2 separate regions of the Homo sapiens genome follow, and region 1 is linked to region 2. A link is a contact called in ENCODE Hi-C data. All regions are on one chromosome and are shown on one strand. Each heading gives the region's core, a stretch centred on a gene start or an enhancer-like site at or near the end of the contact. The rest is flanking DNA. Distances are from core to core; before and after follow the strand shown. Region 1 has its middle 21 kb from the start of LINC01901. Region 2 holds the start of LINC01902 (long intergenic non-protein coding RNA 1902).

Region 1 (4,227 bases), core at 1,423-3,922, 110 kb after region 2:
AATAAAAATGAATTGTTATTCATGGTAATATACAAACAAACAGTTCCCTGGTTTGTGTTCTCAAGGATCTGATCCTGTAAGAAGGACTTAAGTGAAAGTAGTTAATTTTTTGAGGTGATTTCGGGAAGGAACAGGGAGGAAAGAAAGAATAGAAGCCAATAGACATGCACAATCAAACCAGTTATAACCGTGCCAAGTGGAGCTCCATCCCACTGGGGGACTTGGGGAGCCAGCGTAGAATGTGACTCTGAAATATCCCAACCCAGCTGTACTCTCTAGAAACTCAGTGAGAAAAATGTCCTAGAAGTTAGGACATCACACTTTTCGTATTCATGTCACAAATTCGCTAGTAATGTCACAAATTCTAGTTACATTACAAATTATCTTCCTAGTTAAATCCCAAATTCCCTGCCCAGAAGCTCATTCAATCCATAGAATATGGTTTCCTCATATATCGAGAGATGACTGTTTTAAAAATGAATCTAGGGTCCATTCCAGCTATAATTATAAATGTATGCTTACTATGGTTGGAGTTTAAATGTGAGATAAAGCAATCCAAACTTAAATCACCAAAAGTGTGCATTGTATATAAACACTTTATGATTAAAACATGTATTAACTAATAATTTTTAATAAATTAGCTTTTTCTTAGTGATTCTATCACTGTCTGATATAAAGCTTGTTGATCATTAAATATGAAGCCCAAAAAGGAGACACTAAAATTACCTTTTTTCAAGAATCTTACAACTTGAAATGCCATAGATTGGGTAGATTAGAAACACAAAACTACTAGAATTTTTTAACATCAACAAATCTGTATGTATTAAATTAACACTGAGCAAGAGTAAGAATAAAAATGAATTGTTATTCATGGTAATATACAAACAAACAATTCCCTGGTTTGTGTTCTCAAGCATCTGATCCTATAAGAAGGACTTAAGTGAAAGTAGTTAATTTTTTGAGGTGATTTCAGGAGGGAGCAGGGAGGAAAGAAAGAATAGAAGCCAATATACATGCACAATCAAGCCAGTTATAACTGTGCCAAGTGGAGCTCCATCCCACTGGGGGACTTGGGGGGCCAGCGTAGAATGTGACTCTGAAATATCCCAACCCAGGTGCAAGGCAGCAGTGTAGTTATCCTTTTACTTGCCTTAGTCATTGTTTGAGATCAGATTTCCAAGGCACTTACTCTTCATCATTTCCAGCTTGCCCTGTGCTTGGTGTGAACATGCTCTTGTGGCCAGAAAGCAGCCCCACAGACGGAGATTGTCAGGGCTCCCTAGTGCTCTGCCTTCTGTGGGTAGAGGTGACTGCTAAGATATGGGTGTGCACCAACAGCTACATCAGTGTAGGTTGAGTCCATGGCAAAAATCTTGGATCAGCAGGGATTTCAACTACATAAATTGATTTTTAAAAAAGAGGTAAGAGTTGATTTTTAGCAAAGAATTTAAATCTAGTCATGGGTGAAGTTTGAAGTATCTTAATACCCTCGTTACTGCAAAATGCCAACTCCGGTATATTAGACTGGACTCAATTTAAATTTCTCCCCTCTCAGTTGAAAAAATACTGATCAGAAAAATCCAGTTCATTTTTTTAAAGTCACATGGCAAGATATTATCTGAGCTAAACCTAGAATCCATTTTTTTTAACTCCTGGGTTAGAATTTTATATTTTATATCACAAACACAAGTAGTGTTCAAAGTGTGATATTCAAAGGAGTAGCATCAGCATCACCAGGAAAATTGTTAGAAATGAAAATTCTGGTCCCACTCTGGAACTACCAAATCAGAAACTCCTCGAATTGGTCCAACTTATGTGTTTTAACAAGTTTTCAAGGTAATTCTGATGAATGGTGAAGATTTAGAACCACAGGCACCTGATATTAAGATTGTATCTACACCTAAATAGGAAATGGCATTTACCCCACTTTTTATTACAATGTCAAAAAATTATGCTAGGTACATTTAAAAATATTATATACTGTGTTTTTCCTTTCTGGCTGAATTTTAGTTGATTTATCTGTTTTTAAAGTATTAAATAAGTTACTTAAGTTAAACAACTGGCTTGACTACTTTTTGAAGGAATGGACATGTGCATAATACATGTTTTAGCAATATATATTTTATCCAAGTGTTTTCGTTTGTAGGTCAAAATGTTAAAGAAGTTCTCACATAAAATAATCCAATTTGGAAGCAACTCAACAAACTGTATTAAAATATAAAGAAACTATATTTAAAGTTTGTGTGACTTTCTAAAACCATTTTTTCTCTCCAGGCCTGAGTTTCCTCACCTAAAAACAAAAAGAATTGAACTAGATTTTTTGGAATTCTGATCAGTTCCATATTTCTGTGCTGTAATGACAAGTTGTGGCCGAATGATGAACTAGTTCTATGTAGACACGGCCCTCCATATCATATTTCTGGCTGTATTTTCAGATTTTTTTTAAAGAAAAAAACCCAGCAATTTATATAATCTGGGGTTTGAATGATAGAAAAATTTATCCTTTATACAGAAACTGTTGTCCAAAAGTCTTTAATTGAAGCTGATCTATTTTTTTTTTTTTAATTTTGCTGTCCTCTGGTTCTGAGAAGGTAAAATATGTGACACTGGCACTCCCCAAGATTTTTTAGGGCTGAGTCATCCTCTCAGAACCAGGGCTTCCTGGCAGGGCAGGTGTAAGCATCAGAAAGCTGAAAGGTTAGAGGATTCTCTCAACCTATTTTTGGCTCTCTTCATTGCTGGCCTTGGCAACTCCTTTTCTGACCTATCAGAGCTTATCTTTGCATAGATGTTTCTAATATTTTCCAAGATGCATCTTCAGTACATTACACAATGTTCTCTTCCTAATAGTGTGAGTCACCCATATTGGCTTTAGGAGGTCCATTGCTTGTAAATAAGCCATAATCAGCATAGTTTCCAACTGATGCACTACAGCTCATTTCTCCCCCACAGTGAAGGAAGTAGCTTTGAAAAGGACAGAATCACTCTTATTCCCCTAATGTGCCATCACTGCACAACTGCAGGGTAAGCCAGTAGTCAGTTCTGAGGCTTTGTGTCAGCAATCAAACTCATTTGGTGACACATTAAGTATTATCAGGACACTCAGAGAAAAGAATGCACAGGCAAACCAAAAGAGAGTATGCATAGTGGCAACCTATAAATGTGTCTAATTCCATATTTTAAGTACTCACTAAGTGTTTTGTAGACAAAAAGTGCTACCAAATTGTAAGAATGTAATTTCAATAAGTGATCACCATGATCAAAGCCTGAATCTTTAGTTTTGCTGAATGTCTGAGACACTTCCAAGAGTACCATCAGGATTTCATTGACAGAAGAGCCTGTGAGGCCAGAGACGCTCTATTTCAGGTGGCAGGGCCATTTCAAGCCCACTCAGATCTTCTCTGACATATATTAAGAGGCAGCATAGAGTTGACAGGTAAAATATTTATTTTATTTTTAATGTGGTAACACTGATACAAGTCATTGTCTCCTTACTTGAACTGAGAGAAGAGAGCTGAAGAAAGAAAGCAACCACATCTTAACCTGAAAAAGTCATTTGTGTGGAAATAGAAATTTTATTTAAAAAAATTTTCAGATTATGTATTTTCTCACCATATGAGGTAAACATTACCTTCATTTGACAGATAAAGAGAAAGAAGCACTGACTGATTTCACATAGGCTCATGTGCAGTCACAGCAGAAATGGTGCTCCTGGCTCCTCATGACAAGAAAGTGAGGATTGCACTCAGCATGGCTCTCCAAAATCAATTTAGAAGATGGTGGATGGGGCTCCTATCTGTCCAGAATCCAATGTTTCTCCACCAAGAAAACAGGACCCCATACTTGTTATGGAAAGTCATCTTTATCTTATCATTGTGCTCTAAGTTTAGATGGCACTTTTACTTAACTACCAACTCCAGAGTTGGTTGTTACTGGATTAATGTATCAACATATCCCAACACAATGGTCACAATAAGTGATGCAGAGGATGCTCATGATCAAACTGCTCCATACAGAGTAAACTTCACAACTTTTCCTGAACTAGATACAAGAAAGCACCTATGCCTGGGAGCTATTGACAGCCATATTGAAACTACAAAGAGAAAGCCCACAGAAGATGGAAGAAGAGGAATTGGAAATGAGTAATGTGAAGAGGGAAACTAAGTACCATTCTCACTGTTGGAGGGCTCAGTTGGTCTTGGATATGTTTGCCTTCATTTTTGCTGG
Region 2 (4,144 bases), core at 212-2,711:
GAAACAGCTTTACTTTGAGTCCTATAAAACCCCCAGTAAGCAAAGTTGTAGACTGTGAAGCTCTACTTTATTTGGTGTAAATAATCAAAGTTACTTAAGGTTTTACACATATTACAAAATTGCTGGGGTCAGGGTCAGGAGGAAGTGTTTCTGGCCCTTGTACATTTGCTGAAAGTTTGAATCAGGTGAGAGTGAAGGAAACAAGACCCTAGACAAAATAAAGAGGTAAACATCTGTCACCTTTGTCCTCCTGCTCCTTGTGTGACGAAGGTTGCCATGGTGCTAGAAGAGAACAGAACTCAAAGAAAACAAGCAAAATGTACTGAACGTAATATGAGGAATTTTTTTAAATCTTTGATTTTTTTTCCTCTGACTCAGACTTGGTGAGAAAATTTTCTGACTCACTCAGTATGTTATATACCATGTTAACAGTAACTTTTTCCAATATAGCATATACTCCAACCAGAGTAGTTTCAGCTTTTCCTATTTCATCCTGGGGCCCTCGGGGATGCAGCTATTGGGCTACTGTGTGTAGTTTCTGGTGATAAAGATTTCTGATGTAAAGGATTTCCAAGGGATGACAAAGTCCATGATGAGGGACTGGGTGTGGACAAAATAAGTGGTTTGGAGACAAAAGCCCTCAGCTTTTAAGGTGCGAAACAACCTCTGCCCTTTGTTTTCAAATAAGTCATATCTGGCTGATCAAAATAAATACTGTAGCACCATTTGGAAGCTTCCTCTGAAGAAAAATGCCTGCTCTGGGCCAAAAGCTGCAGCAGTGAGCCTGTTCCTGCCAAAGTGATTTTTCCCCCTTCTTTGTTCCTCTTGATAATCCTAACAGTCTTTTGTATGTACACAGAGCTGAAAGCTATAATAACCCCAATTTTACAGATAAAATAACTAAGGCTCAGGAACAGAACGAATCTTCCCCCAAAGTGCACGGCAGGACGGTAGTGAAGCTGGAGCTAAAGTCTGAATCTTCACATCCTGCTCCCTTCCTGCATGGCCAGCCTGGTCCCTGGCAGAGAAGACCAGTGTTTCTCCATGAGTTCATGTGCATCTGTGCGTGTGTCCTCTGTGCACTCAGGCCTCCAGGACTTTTGTCACCGTCCAGAATCACTGGTCTTGACCATGACACATTCTCCAAGAAGCTGAACTCCCGTTTTTGTTTGTTTGCTTATTTTTACACAGTAGCACATCTGTGTGCAAAAAGAGAGAATGTGGTGTCCAAGCTGCAGGATCTGACCCCCGAAGCCTCGCCAGCGGCGTCTGTCCGGCTTGCTCTTCTGTCTGAGCTGCGCTCCGGGGAGGCGCCTGGCTGTTTAGCCGCCGTATCCCCTGGCAATCTGTTCAGGAAAATAGACCAGAAAGGGCTGCCCAGGGCTGCGCCAGCTTCAGAATCCTGCTGCCATCTAGGGATGAGATGAAGCGTCTTCCCGCGTACAGCCGCCCTGATGGATCGCTGGGGCCTCGGGCGGGGTGCACCGCTGTCCTTTCGCCGCCGTCCGGGCGGCACTGCACGTGCAGCGCGCGGTCCCCCACCCAGCGCAGCCCGCAACACCCCTGGTCTGCCGCAGGAGACCCTGCCGATGCCACTCAGGGTCAAGACTCTGGCGCGGTGGAAACTGCAGAGCAAAAGGAAACACAGACAAAAACAGTGAGAAGGTAAAAAGAGAGCGAGAGAAAACAGCTAGGGAGCAAGGAGCAGAAACCCTGCAAGAACAGAGACAAAAAGCGGAAGGTCCATCAGCGGAAGCGGGCTGCCCTAATCACCTGCGATGCGTGTGTTTATGGAACCTTGTCACTGTCACCACGCTGGTGTCCACACGCAGCTTAATGAGGTCCAAAGCGCCAAGCTACTTTATTTTCCATATATGATTTTCAATGTTTCCTTTTGCAAAAAGGAGCGGGGGCTGTGTAGGGGGGAGTGCAGGGAATAGGGTGGTGGAGGAAGTTAAGGAGGGGAGGGGGGAGAGCGGAGAGGCTGGGTGGGCGGGGGAGATACTACTGCCTTTAGTAAAGATTGCATAGAAAATCCGGAAAGAGGAGACTTATGGAGTTAACTTTATTGTCTTATATTATGGTGTAAGCATCTCTTTCTTCTACAAACAGAACAATGGGCCTTTCAAAGAAGGGAAGGGGAGAGGGTTGACTGGTGGGGGGGTGGGCGGTGGGGGAAAGGGAGGGGTCAGGGATTGGGGAAAGGGTCCTGCTGTTGACTGGGAGGCCCTGCTGGGAAACTTCAAATCACATTCTTTCTGAAAGGAAGTGTTATTAAAAGTAACTTTAATCCTTCCAGCCAGACGGCTCATAAAAGCATACAATTAAGTCAAACAAATGACAAGAGCATTTTCTCTCCTACCTGTTTCCCCCTTCTGAGAGTAATTAGTACAGGCTAGTCTTGTCTCATTTCGTGCAAATAGAAGCAGAGCGCGGCTTTGGTAGGTGCCAGATTTTCTCTTACTTTCCTCAACCTGCCTCTTCCTTCCCTATCGCCCCACCCAAAACCCGGTTCAGCTCTTGGTACCAACCAGCCTGTCTGCAGATCCAGCCAAGAACAAAGGGGCGAATTTCAATATTTCCTCTTTGTGCAAGGTTAATTGAAAATCAAAAAGTCACTTTTCAAATGTCATATTAAACCCGCCACTGCATCAATTTCCTTTTGGTGCCCATCTCCATAGGCAAGAGAAAAGTGTTTTGCGGGGGAGGGAGGCGGGGGAAGTAAGGACACAATGAGGGAAAAGAGAGAGAAAGAAGTGAAGGGATTAAAAAAATCAGAGATACACACACACTTTGATTGCAGATAGGCTAACATGCAGCGGAAAATTGTTTCCCAGAGTGTCCTCAGTCAAAGGCAGCCTTTACATTCGATACTGCGTTACTTGATATTCCAGAGACAGAACTGCATCCTAAACCTAGAGAGATTAGGCCTCCATGTTTTTATGTTTTAGTAGATGGATCACAATATGATTGTCATAAATGCCATCAGATTTTAAAACCTTAAAGGGTAATGTAATAACCTGATCATCTTCATTCGCCCTTCCCACTTTTTATACCCCTCTGAAACAGGTACAGAAACACACAGACATCCCCACAGATAGAGATACAGCCCTATGGGGTTCTGACAGTCAGTTTTTGTCACAAGGTATTTTGGAAGTGTTGGGCTGGAGTTTAATGATCTAGCATCCTTAACTTTGCTTCTGGCCCAGTGACTGTTCTCTGTCTGGATTTCCTGACACTCAGTTTTCTCCTTTCTAAAATAAGCCATAGTATCAGCCTCCTGAATTCACTACTCAGACTACATGAGGGGCCACATGAATAGAACAAACCCATACTGATGCTTTACCCTCTTCTCACGTTCCCTAGGTCTTGTGCTTGATTAGGTGATCTTAACAAGCTCAGTTTTCTGGAGTGGGAACCTGGCTTGTTGGTGCCAGTATTCCTGAGGTCTGCAGAATGGCCTGGGGATAGAACTCTCTGTTGCCAGGCTTCCTCATGCTCACTGTGTGTGTTTCCCGTGCTCCCTGCCGCTCTGCTACACTCACTTGCCAGTCGTTCCTGAAGCCAGTTGCTTTCCTGCCCAATTGCTTTGGTCTTTCTGTCTAATATTTGTCACCTTATTTTCCAGGTATGGGGCTAGGGGTGTACCCTCTCCTATGATGTACCAATGAATCTATTTCCTGTGGACCAGCCATGGTAGATAAGCCATGATAGGCTTATCTACCAGGAAATATTTGATTTACTACAGCTTTAACTTCTAAATATGCGTACAAATAACTTTTTGGTTAGATAAGCAGAGTGAAGAAGCAGAATTGTAAATTGAATTCATTCTAAGATGACCCACCTGCATAAACCAGGCCCCTAAACCTTTTTTCATCTTCAATAATATTGTAATATTGTGGTGATATCAGATGTGCCTATCAACCCTAAATGAAGGGTAGGTGGAGAAGAACATTACAACTCTCTAAACTCATTAGAATGCAAAGATAGAGAGAGTTTCTGTAACAACAGCCACTAGCTGTGTCAAAGTTCTCCTAGTGGCATTATCTTCATTGGTAAGATTGAATAGACAAAATCAGTGTCTTACCCTTTTAGATTTCTATCAACCCATACCTGTATGCAATATGCTGTGCCCTAGTAGACT

Evidence for each region. Hi-C counts contacts between places; a loop is a spot of excess contacts on that map. Pooled maps may share reads with other maps.
Region 1: a map of PC-3 shows a loop between it and region 2 (4-fold over the local background). The contact joins the enhancer-like site here to the promoter of LINC01902 in region 2. A Hi-C loop is called at or near these places in 1 of 168 maps with a recorded cell type or tissue (PC-3) and 1 of 50 pooled maps.

Annotation. Positions count from the first base shown.
Region 1 is chr18:39,944,044-39,948,270 of GRCh38, forward strand. No RefSeq gene overlaps it. Among named protein-coding and RNA genes, the nearest start is that of LINC01901, 21 kb to the left of the region's middle. Within about 2 kb of position 2,673, at least 5 of the 41 ENCODE cell types and tissues checked have a DNase peak (open chromatin) inside an H3K27ac peak, as active enhancers do; they include PC-3, where a contact is called at or near this core.
Region 2 is chr18:39,840,248-39,844,391 of GRCh38, forward strand. LINC01902 (long intergenic non-protein coding RNA 1902) reads left to right here and starts at 1,462. Exons shown (of 9, transcript NR_151703.1): 1 at 1,462-1,665. LINC01901 (long intergenic non-protein coding RNA 1901) reads right to left here. Exons shown (of 4, transcript NR_187474.1): 4 at 49-1,625.